Regions from separate parts of the Mus musculus genome. Here region 1 is linked to region 2. Evidence: chromatin loops called from intact Hi-C (ENCODE). Cell type or tissue: left cerebral cortex. All regions are shown on one strand. Each heading gives the region's core, and the rest is flanking DNA. Links, peaks and the distances in the headings are about the cores only. Region 1 holds the start of Map3k15 (mitogen-activated protein kinase kinase kinase 15). Region 2 overlaps Map3k15 (mitogen-activated protein kinase kinase kinase 15).

Region 1 (8,332 bases), core at 202-8,201, 130 kb before region 2:
TGCCACTAGACAAAGAACTACAGTCAAATACTGACTGCTGAAAGGGAGAATTGGTCTTCCCCAGGGATGTTCCCCTAATACAAAACGGTCAGGCCTAAAATCATATACTCTCAAGCAATTCCAAACAGACTCAGCAGGTTGTATTCATGTTTATGCAAATGTGTACATATATGTGTATAACAATAATAATAAAAGAAAGTTGGTATCAACTAGAGAGGGAGTTGGGGGCATTGGAGGAATTGAAGGGAATAAAAAGAAAGGGAAGTGATATAATTAAGTTTTAATTAGAATTTGAAAAACTATAGCTAACAAAATAAAGAAAAAAACACAATGAATTATCACCATAGACTTATCAGAATGGTTTTAAAGCATGAGAATACTACAAATGCTGTTGGGGTTGTGAAAAACTAGATCATGCACATGTTGTAAGTGGAACTATAAAATGGGATAGCCTCTCAGAAGACAACTTTGCAAAAAATAAAACAACAACAACAACAACACACACACACCTATCTATGACCTGGAATTTATTACTCCTGGACATTTGTCTCAGAAAAATTTTTAAAAAAATTAAAACTCATGCTCACAGAACCTGCGAGTGGATATTCCTAGCAGCTTTCTTCATAATAGTTCCAAACTGGAATCAATTCATATATCCTTCAAATGGAATCTGGCTTGAAGAACTGGTGATATAACTAATTATACAACATAAAGGAGTACTGATTCATGCAACAACTTATTTGAATCCCAAGGTAATTATGGTGATTGGAAAACAATCCAAAAAGGTGACACACTGTATGATTCCCCTTAAATAACATTTTTAGAGACAGGGTCTCATTTAGTCCAGGTTGGCTGCAAACTCACTATGCTTGAGAGATAATCTCAAACTCTTGATATCCTTGGCTCTACTTCCCAAGGGCTAGAAAGTATGCATTAGCATGATTAGTTTATATAACACTCTTGAAATGACAAAATTACAGAAATGGAGATTAGTGGTAAGTAGTCAGGGGTAGTGAGGCCTGAGATGGCTGTGGCTGCCAAAGGATAACAGGATGCATCTTTGGGATGGAGCTGTTTTCTATCTTCATCACAGCCATGTCAATATCCTGGTTGGGATAATGTACTACTAGTGTAACAAGATGCTGTTATTGGGGAAAATGGGGTCAAAGAATACTAGGTAGTTCTATGTGATTTCCAATATTTACATATGAAGATGCAGTTATCTCAAAATCAAGCTTAATTTTAAGAAAGTCCTTTAGGCACACAAAATAGCAATGACAAACAGAGAATCTTTTAGAAGAAAATCGTCAAGGTGGAAAATGGTCTGAAAATTAGGTCCTAGAGAAATGGAAGGGACTGGTATCACCTGAAAAAAGGAGACTTCCTGGGGGCAGTACTCAGAAAACTGCCTGGCAGCAGAGGCGAGAGAAGATTACATTAAAATCCACAGAGAAAAGGTACAAAGGAGGAGAGTTCTTTTCCATATCCGGAAAAACTTTTGATGATACTTCTGCAATAGGACAAAGCGGTTTCCAGAACATGCCTTTTAGTGAGGAGCAAGGCACGATGGAGAAAAGAATACCTGTTCAACTAAACAGGCAAGACTAAGGCAGCATTTTGCAATTTTCTCCCCGGAGGGGCTAGAGGGAGCTGGAAGGACATTGGCCAATGAGGCCTGCTTCATGTGTACAAATTGCTGGAGACAATGGGCTAGTGGCTGTGTGTGCCAACTTCAGGGAAGGTGCTTGTTAGCTGGGTAAATGGTAGGTTCTTTTCTCGGCAGGGTTTGGATTTAGAGAAAGATGTTATTCAAGCCATAATTCCCAACTCCCGGGCTTTTCGCTCCAGCAGCCAGGCCCCAGAGAGCTCTGAGAGGAATTGGAGAAGATTGCTGCGAAGACAACAGACACCGGCAAAAGGGGTTTCAAATGTGTGACTTTGCCCTTTGAAAGGCTGTGCCAGTCACTGGAGTAATTTCAGATGAACAAGCACATTAGGAAAATTACTACTATTGTGCATTGCAAGGTTGCAAGGAACACATGTGTCCTTGTATAGCACCATACTAAAAAAAAAAAAAAATTCTTAGAACAGAACAGGTGTTGAAAGTTTTTCCAAGTCCTGCCTGAGTGTTCTCACACATTTCCTCAGAGACACAATGCCACCACTCATAATGTTCCTGATTTCTACTAAGGCTGGAACTAGGGAAGGATTTCTTGTAGCATTTCCATGGATATTTTCACTATCTTTTTATTTGGGGGGGGGGGGGGTTGAGCCATAGCACTGGTGAGGTGGAGCCAGGCAGGCTCTTTGGGCAGTCAGACCAGCCTACTTGGTGAGTTCCCGGCCAGAGAGAGAACCTGTCTCAAAGCCAAATTGGATGGTGTGGATGGCGCCTGCCATATACCACCCAGAGTCTTCTGGCCTCCACACGAATGCGTGCATGCACTTGCATGGACAAAACAAAACAATTAAAAAGTTGGCAAATGGCCTAGATAGATAATATTCCAAAGAAGTTACATGAATGAGACAGGAGTGTAGAACAAGATGCTGATCACCTTTAGCCAACAGGGAATTGCAACTCGAAATCAGAATGAGTTCTAGTACCCACTAGGAGCTGTAATGAAGAAAGAGACAGTCACAAGTGTTGCTGGGGTTATAGAGGAAATGGAACACTTCTACACTTCCATGGGAATGCGAAATGATGCAACCACTTTGGAAAGCAGTGAATTTCTTCAAAGGTTAAACATATCCTTCATGCAACCCAGACATTCTCCTCTTAGCACTGAATACAAAGCAAATGAAAACCCATTTTCACACTTTGATTCCATCCAGTATAGGAAATGTACAGACAAGGCAAATAGAGAGCCAGGGCTGATGGTTTGCTAAGGGCTGGTTATTTCAGAGGACGGAATAAAAAGTGATTTCTAAAAGGTAGTGGGGGTGCAGGTGGGGTGGGTAGTGGAGTGTTCAGGCATTCTAAAAGTTGTCGTGATGGACACAGAACTGGGACTACACTAAAGATCCAGCCAGCCATTTTGTTCTAGGTGGTTTGTAAATTATACCTAGAAGCAGCTGTTAAAAAGACAACTCCACCACCACATGACAACTTGTAGTGCATTTTATTGTTTAAATATAATGTAATGCTGGAGACTAAAATGGTGAGCTGCAGAGATGCAGTGGAGACCTCTTTGGAGCCTTAGTATTTCAGAGGTCAGGTAGGCAGCGCACTTTTACGGGAGTGTATTTCCCAGGCAAACAAATGTTGGCTTGCCAGCACCCTCCCCATACCTTGTCAAGGTCACTACCAAAGTCAAGACAAATAAGGCTGCAAGACAGGGCTCAGGGAGGTTATGTCCTGGACAGTGGCGAGTGCCAAATGAGGCATTGCTCATCCTCCTGATGTAGAGTTAAAGCTGCATGTGCACTTAGTTTGGAACTGATTATCAATATCCAATTAGTGCCTTGAAAGTCTACTGTGGTTGAAAGCTTCAACTTGTTTGGTGGGCAGGCGTGGGGGCGGGGAAAAATGATGAAAGAAAAAAAAAGAGGGGGAGGAAAGATAGAGAAAGGGAGGGAGGAAGGAATGAAGGAAGGAAGGAAGAAAGGGAGGAAGTCAGGGAGGGAGGAAAGAAGGAAAGAACGAAGGAAGGAAAAAAGGAAGGAAGCCAAGGAAACGAGTTTGTAACAGTAGTTCAAAGGAAGAACGAGGGGAGGACCCAAGGAGAGCCAAATCGAGCTGAGCCCTGCAATCCTCGCCTCGGCCGGCGTCCGGGCTGGGGGCGCTGCGCGGGGGAGCCGGCAGGGGGCGCCCTTGGCGTTGCTGCCCCGAGGCTCTCGGCAGCGCCCCCTCCGCCCGTCCTGACGTCGGAGCCCCCGCCTCTTTCTCGCGGGCTTTCAAAGGGCGCTCGGGGCAAGCCGGCCCTGAGCTCCGCTCCGCCGGCCGCCGGAGAACCCGTGGTCACCTGCCCGCCCCGGCCTCTGCGCCCGCCCCCTGCTCCGGCTCCCTGCGGCCGCCGTCCGTCCTCCGGTCCGCCCGTCCGTCATCCGCCTGTGCAGCAGGTGTCTCGGGGAAGAGCACCTGGGCTTCGAAGCCGCCAGCCCCGCGGGCCAGTCACATGGAGGGCGGCGGCGGCAGCGGCGGCGGCGGCGGGCCAGTCCCTGCCGAGGCTCCGGAGGAAGCCGGCGAGCCGCCCCAGGGCAGGCTGCCCCCGGGGCCCGAGGGCGCGGCGGGGCTGGCGGAGCCCGAGAGCACGGGGGACGCGGCGGGCGGCGAGGCCGAGGGCGGGCGCGGGCCACGCCGGGCTCTGCGGGCTGTCTACGTGCGCAGCGAAAGTTCGCAGGGGGCAGCCGCCGGCGGCGGCCCCGAGGCCGGGGCGCTCAAGTGCCTGCTTCGGGCTTGCGAAGCCGAGGGCGCCCACCTCACCTCCGTCCCCTTCGGGGAGCTCGACTTCGGGGAGACGGCCGTGCTCGATGCCTTCTACGATGCAGGTGAGGGCTGGGGCCACCCTTGGCTTCCCATGGCCTTCTCACAAGCCCTGCCACCCCTCCACTCTCTCCCCCTGGCTCTCTCCTCCAGTTCCCCCTCCATCCTGCCATCGGTGATGCTCAGGACCAATCTCTTACCTCCTGGACAGTGTAGAACAAGGAAGGAGCCCTTGGACAGATAAAGAGTGACCATAGGCACTTAGACCCATTTCATCATTTATTTTTCTTTTAATAATAGCCAACAACCCAAGAAACACACTATCGCCTAAGATGGCGGTTCTCCCCCCACAGGGGTCTCCTATCAGATAGTTACTTTGTAATTCATAACAAGTAAAATTATAGTTATAAAGTAGCAACGAAATAACCTTCTGCTTGGGGGGTCACCACAACAAGAGAAACTGTATTAAACCATTAGGAAGGTTGAGCGCCACCAACAAGATGTTGAGTCCGTCCTCCAGTTTGTTTTCTTCTGACATATATCCCTAATGCAGGCTGGTTATTATAGTCATCTGGGATAGCTGTTAAAACTAATTAACTTAAGACAGATCACTCATCTAATCCCAGGAAACAGAGGTGGGAGGATTGCAAATTCAAGGCCAGCCTCTGGGACATATGGAGTTTGGGGCCAGCCTAGGCTACAAAGTGAGACTCTCCCTCAAACAAACAAACAAATCCTATCTATTTTAGACCAATGACACCCAACGTGAGGCCTTCAGAGTGTTTTAATTCTTACAGGGGAGTCCATCCTACAACCAGAGAGTGGCAAGTTACTGCCTGACAAGCATGGTGTTGTGTAATCTACGGCTATGTGATGTTTTAATCTCTTAATGTAAACCATTGCTAGATGCAGGCTCGCTGTGCTGAGTGTGACCTAACCATCCGGTTTTCAAGTTTCTTCCATTGCTTTTCTTACTTAACCTTTGGGGATAAATCTGTGGACCCTGGATGATATTCATCAGCATTGTATGTGACACAGTAATGACCAGGGAATGTTTGTGCCTTAAGTTTTTCCACTGGTTAAGTGGAAGTAACAGTGTCTAACTTAAACCTGAAAGCATATGAGCTTTGGGAGTTGTTTTCAAAGTGTTCATGGTATGCTGTCTTGTAGCAGGTTGGGTGTCTAAGTTGTGTTAATAAAACTCGGTGCTTTTGCATGTTTGGTAAGTTCTACCAACCCGTACCCCATAAAGGCCAATCAATTCAGTTCCTTGTTTATTGGAGGCAGCCCTGGGTGTAAGGGTTTTTTGTTTTGTTTTGTTTTATTTTCTACAGCAAATGGCCAAACCCACCCCCATCTGGAAAGAGATGGGGCATCAGGCTTGTTCAAACAAGTGGCAGCTGGCCCCAGTGCGCACACTCTCTTGACATTTCTGACCATGCTGAGTATGCTCTTGAGCACCACGTCTTTTCAGAGAAATTATTCAGGAGCCCACTTCACCTAGAACTACTCCGGTTTTCTCAGCTTCTATTCAGTCTGCTCCCAAATGGAGTTGGAACAGAGTATCTGAAAAGTGAGCTGTTCATTGGGCCACCAGGCACAACTCTGCCTTCTTGCCTGCTGACAGTAAGATGGAACATTTGTATGCAGCGCCTTTGCCTTTCCGAGCCTCATTGGCGTGTGTTCATATGTGTGGCACAGATTCCCCTGCTGTGCACGCTCCTTTGAGAAGCCTACGTATCACTGCTCAAACCCAGGCACCCAGAGCAGCACATTTGCTCACTCTGGCTTTCGATGGTTTGCACCATGAATCCCCTTTGGTCAGTTTTGCCCTTTGGGATAATTTCTATCAATGTGACTGCAGGAAGTGGAATTGACGATTTAATAGGTGATCTCCACATCCCTACCCTCTCCTGGCTTCCTGAGCTCCTCTCTCACAAGTTTTGGATTTTTTGTTTGTTTGGGTTTTTTTGGGCACTTTCCACCAAAAAAAAAAAAAAAAAAAAAAAAAAAAAAGATAGAAAACTGTTGTTGGCTGTTTTGTAAAAATCTCGAAAACCGGATGTTCAATTGAATAGCCGCTGGCCACATGTAGCCATTTATATTTAAATTGGCTTCCATGTAGTAAAATGGGATCTCAAGAATCGACTAACCCTATTTCAAGTACAGCCAGCCAGCTTCTGTATGTGGGATGGCAACGATATAAAATGTTTTTCTCATAGTAGAAGGTCTTCTTGACAGTGCTGCTTTAGAACAAGATTGGTTGGCAGAGGGCAACTATTGAACTGTCCCAGGAGTATTGTGGGGGAACCATAGAGGTGAGACATTAGGCACGTTCTGTCTTCTGTTCTCATAGCAACTCAGCACTTGGTTCGATTGTGTTCTTATACTGTCTTATTTTTGTGGTCGTGTCGTGTGTGTATCTTAGATTTCTGTGTCATTAGTAAAAGGTCGAACGGGGGAGCTGCAGGAGAGCCTCAGGCTGATGGCAACAAATCTAAAAGAACTCACACTGGGGCTGGGATTGTGCCTCAGTGGCAGAGCACCTGCCTAGCATACAGAAGGCAGGATATTGGAAAGCAAAAGTGCTTTAATGCTGGATAGATACAGTAGACTGGAAGCCTTGACAATCGAATGGAAAGAGAATGCTAACACACGCACACGCGCACACACACACACTTATATAGCAGGGGATTAAAGATGGGTTTGTACCTCTGAAGCAGCCTGGCTCACTCTATCCCCACTGGAGAGAGTGGCCTGCTGTACCATCATGCTTTCTTTCACTCTGGAAACCATGAGCCCCAGCCTGGACCTAGGCTGTTGTCTGATGTACCAGGCCTTTGGGGGTTCTTTCCTAAGCCCCCTCCTTTCTGTGCTGCTGTTGCTCCTACTCACTCAGCACTGAGCCTGCAGTGCCCCTCAACCATGTGGAGAGAACTATCGCAGCTGCAGGGTTTAAGTGAACCGTGGCTGCTCACCTTGCGTGCATTCTAAACAGAGAGATTTGTGACCTGGCCCATCGCTTTATTTACTGTATAGGATTTGTTACCAGGGAGTATGTATTATTTTTGATTCTCAGCAGTCAACTTCTAAAAAGTTTTTGGTGCATACGCCATAAACATTTAAAGCTGTCTATATATCAGGCTTTGAGATAGGTGCTATGCAAAGTCTAAATAAATAGTGCAGTTGGGGTAGGGCTGAACTATTACAGAGTAGGCTGGAAAAATTCATGTTTCCCAGTACTCCAGGCAGAGTTTGAGCTATTGGGTGTGACAGGGCTTGGCATAAATGCCTAGTGGGTGGTGGGGCTTGATTTTTGTGGGAGGTGGGGGGAGGGGTTGCAGGACATGGAGTAGATCTCATTCTGGCTTTCGTTTGGGTGTCTGAGAGGGTAGCCTAGAGGGCAGGCAGAATTGAGCCCACCGGGAGAGGAGGAAAGGAGAGCGTGCATTTGATACTGATACTCCTTTTCACTCTTCAATTATTTTTATTATGGAAATTTTCAAGTATGCACAGAATGAAGCTTCATCAATTATTAACATTCTGACTTTCCTTTGATACCAGGGATTGAACCTAGCGCCATACACATACTAGACAGGTGTAACGCCACTGAGCTCCGATCCCCTGTCTCTCATCTGTTACTCTCTTCCTTACCTGTTCCCTATCTAGACTGTTACTATATTTACAGCTAGGAAAAGGGACTAGCCCTTGTGGAACCCAAACTCTATCACAATATGGAATATTCTGTCTTCCTGCCATGTCTCCTCCCACTTCCTTTTCCCTTCACTCCATCCTTGATGCCACAGAATGACTGATTTGCCATCACTGTAGGTTTGAGCTACCTTTTCTTGGGGCTTTATATAAATAGACTCATATAGTCTATCTTTTGTGGCTTCATTCACTCAGCAT
Region 2 (8,332 bases), core at 43-8,042:
TGTCTTGAGAATGAGATGTGCCACTTAGTTAAGAGCTTTATAGAGATAAAATCAGAAGGCTCTGTAGTTTTAGAGCTCACAGAATAGAGCAAGGGAGTGAAAACCAGCCCCCAGGAGAGCTGAGGAGTGGCCAGTGAGCACAGTCATCAAATACTTCCAGAATGGCTTCTACCTCTGGGTCACGAAGTGGACTTGGGAAAGGCACAGCAAGGCAGTGAAGGTTAGAATGACAGCTCCTAAAAAGGCTAGCGAGCAGCCTCTAATGAGAACAGTTTCATAGGAAGAGGTTATGCAGTTTTCACAAAAGAGTTCTATGCCTTGATGGGACATATATCTGGGAACTGACTCTTGCTCCACTGAGGGTCACAGGGACCTCCTTTAGCTGGCAGGAAGAACTGATGAACTTGGTCTTGAAAGTCCTAAGAGGAAAACACTTATCTCTCCCTTACCCTGTAGGGGAGTCCATCTTATCTGTAGGATGGGCAATTTGCTTATCTGTAAAGTGGCAGCCTAAGGCTGTGTTTGCTTATGATTTAGAGCTGGAGGCTAAGAATCTGGGCTGGGTGTGGGGGTAAAATAGAGATAGGGAGAGTGGTATCTCTTAGAGTCTTTATTTGGGAAGATAGTATCAACTTTGAATATTCTCCACTGGAAGCTTTCCTACCCTGAAACCACCACTCTCTAGAGCAGCGGTCTCAACCTGTGGGGGTAGAGACCCACAGAGATCCCATATCAGATATTCTGCATATCAGATAATTACATAACTATTCATAACAACAGCAAAGTTACAGTCATGAAGTAGCAACAAAAATAATTTTATGATTGAGAGTCACCACAACATGAAGAACTGTATTAAAGAGTCACAGCAGTACAAGGTTGAGAGCCACTGCTCTAGAGACTTAAAACAGTTGTTCCTCACAATTCAGAGTTGGCAGCTGGGCAGTGGTGGCACACGCCTTTAATCCCAACACTCCGGAGGCAGAGGCAGGTGGATTTCTGAGTTCAAGGCCAGCCTGGTCTACAGAGTGAGTTCCAGGACAGCCAGGGCTACACAGAGAAACCCTGTCTCGACAAGAAAAAGAAAAAACAAAACAAAAACAAACAAACAAAAAACAGAGTTAGTTGGCTATTGGTCTTTCAACGTTCTTCTCAGGTTTACCCCTGGGTGTGTCCAACTGGTGGCCTTGCTGGGGCAGGACCGTGTGACAGGGCAAGATACAGCAGGGAGGGATCAGTTACTCTTTCCATGTAGTTGTCTATCCTGGCTCCCTTCTTCTACATTGGTGGTATCCGGGTCCCAAGAGCACGCTCTCCCAGGCTTTATCAGCCCTAGGTCCTGAAAGCCTCACCATATTGCTCTCCTGACCCTTTCTTGGTATAAGTCATGAGAAGCTAGCTAAGACTTCAGGGAAGGGGAAGTTGACTCCATTTGTAGATGGGAGGAGCAGAAATGTCATGTAGCAACAGGACATCTAAATAAATGTCACCAAGCTTTTCTCATGAGATGGCAACTTCCATTGAAAGTGCACGCACCCGAATTCACCCATGCTGACATTGTTAACTGTCCCTTCAATGCAGGTAGGGATGTTTAAGATCCACCCTGAAATTCCAGAGGCCCTTTCAGCTGAAGCCAGAGCCTTCATCTTGTCTTGTTTTGAGCCTGACCCTCAGAAACGTGTCACTGCTGCTGACCTTCTCCAAGAAGGGTTCTTAAGGCAGGTGAACAAAGGCAAAAAGAACCGAATTGCTTTCAAGCCTTCAGGTAAGGCTGACCTGGACAGCTGGGGTACGCCCCAGGTTTGAGTTTCTCTCCTGCTCAGAGAAAGAAATTGGGGCCCTGGAGTACCATTCTTGCCATGCTAGGCCCACTTCTGTGAAGAGCAGCAGTAGTCCTCGCAGAGGTTTGGAGTATACAAACCCAGCCAGTTGTCCACCTGTTTTCTGACAGACACAGGGAGCGTCACGTTGATCCCGTTCCTGTACTTCAAGTACTTCTTTGAGGAATGTGAAGAGGAGGAAGGCAAGAGGTCTCTTGTCTGGGGTTTTGTAACTTTCCCACATGTAGAGCCTGCTGCTTCTGGCCTGTCATCCTGTGTTGATACTGACCTTACTAAAAGGACACACAGGCTTTCTGGGGAAGGACACATTTACATGTAGTTAAGTCCTGTCTGTAAACTAAGGTTGGCCTCTAAAAGAAAACACGTTTTCCTCTTTTCGTTGAGTGGGTAAGTCAGAGGCTGTGACAGTGTGGCTCACCAAGTCGCTGCCTTACTGTGAGGCCCGCCTCAACCCTACATTTTCACTAGGATCCTTCTACTAGACAGTGTAGCAGTGGATTAGAGGAGTCCGTGATTAACAGGTCCTTGTATGGGGGTCTGGCCACTCTCTGGCTGTTTCTCCACAGAGGGTGTTCGGAGTGGCACTGGTACTCTGGCTCTGCCTTCATCAGGAGAGCTTGTGGGCAGCAGCAGCAGCGAGCATGGCTCAATCTCCCCAGACTCGGATGCCCAGCCTGATGCATTCTTTGAGAAAGTCCAGGTGCCCAAACATCAGCTCAGCCACCTTCTCAGGTACTGTCATTGTCTCTTGTCCCCCTGTGGCAGTCCTCTGAAGGATACCAGTTGTTCCTCAGTAGCAGAACACTTGCTGGGTTACAGAAAGGAGTTTTGCAGGGAAGCAGGGTGACCAAAGAGACTTGTCTTCACCCAGTGTCCTTTTTTTGTCCTTTCTCTTCTCTGGTTGTCCCTGTTCTTCCTCTCTCCCCTCCCCCCTCCACACTTCCCCTTTCTAGTCTCCTCTTCCCCTTACCCTATCTGCCTCCCTGTCCTCTCCCTCTTCTCTTCCCCTCTCTCTGGGCCCCTTATCTCCTTATTTCTCTCCCACTAGATACCAAGGGGGTAGTCAAGAAGGGGAGAGGGGATACCACACACCTTACCCACCAGCCTTTTTCCACAATTCCTCTTCTGGAGTCTCCCCAAAGGGCACAACATGCTACCCTTCCCAGACACACAGAAATTGTTGACGATGTTTATCTGCAGTGTCCCAGATGAAAGCCCAGCCTTAGATGACCGAAGCACAGCCTTACCCCCAGAGGAGAGGGACCCTGGTCTCTTTCTGCTGCGCAAGGACAGTGAGCGCAGAGCCATCCTTTACAGAATCCTTTGGGAGGAACAGAACCAAGTGGCTTCCAACTTGCAAGAGTGTGTGGTCCAGGTACAGGCTGCGGAAAGGCATCTGATAATCCTACCGACTCTGCCCAGTTCCTCTCTCCAACAGGTGTAAACGGGACAGCAAAGTGTCCTACATCCTGGGACATTCTCATAGTTGTAGTGATTACTATACTTATTGCCCAACACCCTTCTCTTTCCTGACAAAAAGGAGGTTTTCAGCTTACTGCAATGCTTCCTGGCATTGGTGTGCTGGTGCTGCCCTCTGGTGGAAAGCAAACTGGATGTCAGCTGAAAGCTCTAAGAGGCTTAGCACTCCCTTGGTCTCCCCCTCTCCCCTTATATGACACACTGAAGCAATGGATCTCATCCTATTGAGTTGCAAACCCCTTGGGGTCACATATCACATGGTATGGATAATTCATAACAGTAGCAAAGTTAGTTATGAAGTAGCAACAAAAGTCTTCAGATTGGGGGACCACAGCATGAGGAACTGTATTAAAGGGTTGCAGCATTAAGAAGGTTGAGACCCACTGTGCTAGAGCCTACACTCAGGAGAGAACAGGCACTGTAGGGAGAATGGTTATGGAAGAAAACCAAGTTTGAAGCAGGCCAAAGTAGTAGCAAAGTGTTCTCTCTCCCGTTGTTATAGACAGGAAGATACTTTGAAGAGAGGCCATTGTCCTGCTATGAGCTCTACCTTCCCTAGCCCTCTGTAGAGTGGTCAGACAGGAAGCAAGGACCATTCCCAGCTGCCTTAGTGCTGACATTTTCTGTATACCCACCTCTTGGGGAGGATCCCCAAGACCTCCAGGAAGGGTATGATGGGACTCAGGAGCATCCTTACTCAGGAGCTTCCACAATTCCATTAGCAAATGGACTGTCTACTTTCCCACAACGCATTTGGAAATTCCTGCCTTCCCTCCGACTCACTCAAATGAAAATGATTTTCGTGTGTGTGTGTGTGTGTGTGTGTGTGTGTGTGTGTGTGTGTGTATCATTTTCAGAGTTCAGAAGAGTTGCTTCTCTCAGTTAGCCACATCAAACAGATAATTGGAATCCTGAGGGACTTCATCCGCTCCCCAGAGCACAGGGTGATGGCAGCCACAATATCAAAACTAAAGGTGGACCTGGACTTTGACAGCTCATCCATCAACCAGATTCACCTGATTCTGTTTGGGTTCCAAGATGCTGTGAGTGCACTATCGGGCCCTGGAGAACATGATAGCCAAACCAGTTAGCTCACCCTGTTCTTCTATAGCACCCATTCCTTCTCATTTGTTAATAGCCTGAATCCCAAAGTTTGTAAACATTAAGCACATAGTAATAACATCACTTTGTGAAGTGTACCAATTGCATTTGACCACTGAGAGAGCATGGGATATGGGAATTTGCATTGGCCACCACAGTGGCTATACTTTTGTGCCTGTATGTTACTTCAATTATAAAGCCAGATCTGGTTTATCTTGTTGCATGCTCCCAATATAGTCAGTCTGTCATGTCATAGATGTTCAATAAATGTCCCTTGAATTAACAACCAAGGGGCCTGATGACACTGATCCCATCTTTTAGAATCCATTTTGACTTAGGGTCCATCTAGAGAAAGATTCATTCAGAAGAATGAACCAGACAGAAATCCAGGACAGCGCAGCACGATTCATCTCAGTGGGAATAGAAGCAAATTGAATAAGTCTGTTTCTTAAAAGTCCAATGGAGCTGGGCAGTGGTGGTACATGCCTTTAATCCCAGAACTTGGGTTTACAGAGTGAGTTCCAGGACAGCCAGGGCTATACCGAGAAACCCTGTCTCAAAAAAAAAAAAAAACCCAAAAAAACAAAAAACAAAAAATGTACAATGGAATAGACATAGGAACTTTTGTGATTTTTTTTTTAGGTCAATAGAATTTTGAGAAACCACTTAATTAGGCCCCACTGGATGTTTGCAATGGACAACATCATTCGCAGAGCTGTGCAGGCTGCAGTCACCATTCTCATTCCAGGTAATTAAGTGCCTTCTTGCACTCAAGATCGGATTCGGGCTGCCGAAAAGACCAGGAGTATCCTCAGCATCCAACAGCTGTTGCTTTGTTTCCATTTGGTTTATACTTCCCTGCAGTTAAGTAAATGCTCCCATAGAGCTTTCTGGAACGAAAAGTCTGTGATAACATCTCATGGCGCCCTGTCTACCTACCTCCTAGGCATAATGGTGACTGTGTAGAGATTATACTTTTGATCTTAACAGGGAGTCGATGTTGGAAGGCAGGGATCCTCTGGTGCTCATACAGCTTCCTCAGTGTGCATGCTCTCAAGCTTATTAGATAGTTGATAATTACAGAACTCCTTCTTCCCTTGGAATCATCCTGTAATGGCTGTACCTCTTACTATATATGGATCCATACGCATGCGTGGTCATTCTGGGGAGCCAATTCAGGGTCTCGTGTTCGGAAGCACATGCTGTACCTCTCTGAGCTATGCACCCCAAGCCCAATGTGAGGCTTTCTTTTTGAAATGAGGTGCCCAGTGTGCTTCTCCTGCAGTACTATGGCTGGGGATGGCAGGCTTTCGAGTCGTTGCCCCTTCCTGTTGACACTGGATCCTTGCTGGCCACTTCTGTCTACTCTCTCAAATGCTCCCTGGAACAGGCACCAAGCAGAGCACTGGCCTGTTGATAGCACTCGTGGCTTGCTGGCCTGCACATCCTTCATTGTCAGTTGCTTCTTGTGTAAACTGGGAAGGACCATATTTACACTGCAGTCCATTCAAGTCATCTCTTTACTCAGTAGTCCCCTCCGACAGCAAGCACTGTGTTGAATGTTGAATTGCCTTGTTGAGTGTTATTCTGTACCTTGGTATGTTTTCACAGAGCTCCAAGCCCACTTTGAGCCTGCTTCTGAGACTGAAGGGGTAGACAAGGACACAGAAGTAGAAGGGGACTATCCCCTAGTAGACCTCCTCAGCCAAGAAGTGCATGTGACACCTAGAGGCACCAGACCTGGCTCAGTGGCTATCCAGGAGGGCCAGCCCCACCAGCAAGACCCAAGTCTCCAACTGAGCAAGCTCAGGCAAGAGACCAACAGGTCAGGACCTTGCAAACCCTGTACAAGACTCCCTGGTAAAGAGTGCATTTATAGCTTCAGCGGGAACCAGGGCCTCCTTCCTTTTCAGTGCCAGGAATCATCAGTACAGTGCCTTGTCACAGGTCACACATACATCTTCCATATCAAAAAACATCTGAGTTTTGTCATAATAGAGCCCCCGGCATGGCATGTGGCCCAACAGTCTGCCCCACAGAAGCAGTTAAAAGGAGTAGGGGGCAATATAGCACTTTGTAGACAGTGATGTGTCCTATAGCCCTGTCCTTAAGCCTTCCCAGTCACTTGTTAGATTGCCTTTCCAACCTTGATAGTGAATGTAATTCCCCTTTGCTCTGGAAATTCATAATTGTCAATAACCTTTTAAGGAATACTATCCACAGCTGGAATAAACTAGCTGGTGATTATTCCAATTGCCACCTTCTTACTTGTGGCAGTGCTGTCTCAACGGTGGAGATTAGGTACTGGGCACATGTTTTGGATTTTAATAAGATTTTAATCTTATGTTACTAATTTTTAAGACCTGGACTTTTAAATGATCATGATGGCAGTACTCAGATCTAAGATGACGATAGATGTAAAAGTTGGTAGTAAAATTCATAGCATTTCTTTGAAGTGTCTTTGCAGGAAGATTTGTCATCATCCAACTCAGTATTAATGTGACTAGCTAATAACTTACCCTGCCTAGCCTCGTGGTCTGGCATAAACATGGGAATCGTTTCCAGGAACCACAGAGGCTCAAGCTACTTAACAAAGGCAGGCAGGGCAGAGGGGAGAAAGCATTTTTGCCTTGTGGTCTTGCTGGGGTAGAAGTGTCCGCCAAAAAGAAATGACCACAAAAGTGTTTTCATCCACTTACAAATTATGGCTGTCCCTTCTTGGGGCAATATCAGTAATGAACTTCAGTCATTTAAAGCTTTTTACTTGAGTCCTTTGTTCACCAATACAGATAAACTAGTTAAAAGGCTATGCCAGGTGGTTAAACTAATCTTTTTATTAGATACATAAGCAAACAAAAGGAGGCTAGCCATGGCTCTGACTTGCAACCCTGTTCCCTTCCAGTGTTAAGGAGCTAGCATGTGGAGATCCGGAAGTCTGAGGCTTAACTGCACAAATACTTGTCTTTCATGTCCCAGGGAGACTGTCCCAAAATGAGTAAGGCCCTACCTCTGAGACTGAGTAAATTGCTTAAAGAATCTGTGCATGGAAAAGAACGTTCACTTCCTAAGCATTGCTCTAAGGCTTAAATGCTCTCCGGGCAGTCCTGGGTCCTACTTGAGTACTGAGTGAGTGCTAACAGCATGCCTCCCCAGCTGTTCTCACCAGAATGCTACTCTCTGGCTAGGGCTCCTAATGAGCTGAGAAAGAAGGCTACCTAGCCTAGATTCAGCTATTTTATCTGACTGGGTTTTAATAATCAGGTGGTCCTTCTGGCCAAGTTCTAATGATCAACAGGAAATTCAGTTTTAGTTCTTGATACAGTTTGAAACAAGACTGCTCTAAAAAACATAATCAAATTTATTTCTCAGAGCTCTGCACATTGTAGTCTATGATCAAAGTACTGGCAGTCTGAGGGTCTGCCTGCTGGTGTATACCATATACTCACGTGTCCTCAAATGGTGTCTGGGCACTAGTTTACCCTTCACCCTTCTCAAGGCCTCTTAAATCGTCTTAGTAAGAATTTCAGGAGGGATACAAACATCAACTCCATTGTACAATACACCTACACTCTCAGTATTGGGTCTTTGCTGTCAAGAAAGACAGACAGTTCTTCTATACAGGCAGAAACCTACTGGACAGAAATCTTTAGTCACCTGCTTGTTTTTCCAATATCTAATGTTCACCAAATGTATGAATTGAAATGGGAATACTTTGTGCATGATGTGTTTCTTGTTTTTTTAAATCAGACTTTGGGAACACCTAGTTCAAAAAGAGAGGGAGTACCAGAATCTTCTTCGCCTAATTCTAGACCAGAAAACTCAAGAATTGTATCACCTTCAGTTACAGTACAAATCCAATGGTGAGTCACTGTCCCTTTGCTCTGACATAGGTGTCAAAGAGGGACAAACTACTA

The links. Hi-C counts contacts between places; a loop is a spot of excess contacts. Peaks named below come from ENCODE experiments on the same cell type or tissue, not always from the same donor. Only the 100,000 strongest peaks of a DNase experiment are listed, where the experiment ranks them.
Region 1: it touches region 2 in a loop (3-fold over the local background); 35 of 42 quality-filtered maps call a loop at or near these places.

The regions. Positions count from the first base shown.
Region 1 is chrX:159,984,318-159,992,649 of GRCm38, forward strand. Map3k15 (mitogen-activated protein kinase kinase kinase 15) reads left to right here and starts at 3,887. Exons shown (of 29, transcript NM_001163085.4): 1 at 3,887-4,488. The coding sequence starts at 4,116. In left cerebral cortex, for the core only: a CTCF peak has its summit at 3,790 (motif pointing right); DNase peaks (open chromatin) are centred at 1,754 and 3,826; H3K4me3 peaks cover 719 bases.
Region 2 is chrX:160,113,481-160,121,812 of GRCm38, forward strand. It overlaps Map3k15 (mitogen-activated protein kinase kinase kinase 15), which reads left to right. Exons shown (of 29, transcript NM_001163085.4): 20 at 1,579-1,762; 21 at 2,405-2,570; 22 at 3,039-3,213; 23 at 4,175-4,360; 24 at 5,061-5,166; 25 at 6,030-6,243; 26 at 8,166-8,278. Among named protein-coding and RNA genes, the nearest start is that of Gm39547, 21 kb to the right of the region's middle. In left cerebral cortex, for the core only: a CTCF peak has its summit at 3,429 (motif pointing left); a DNase peak (open chromatin) is centred at 3,417.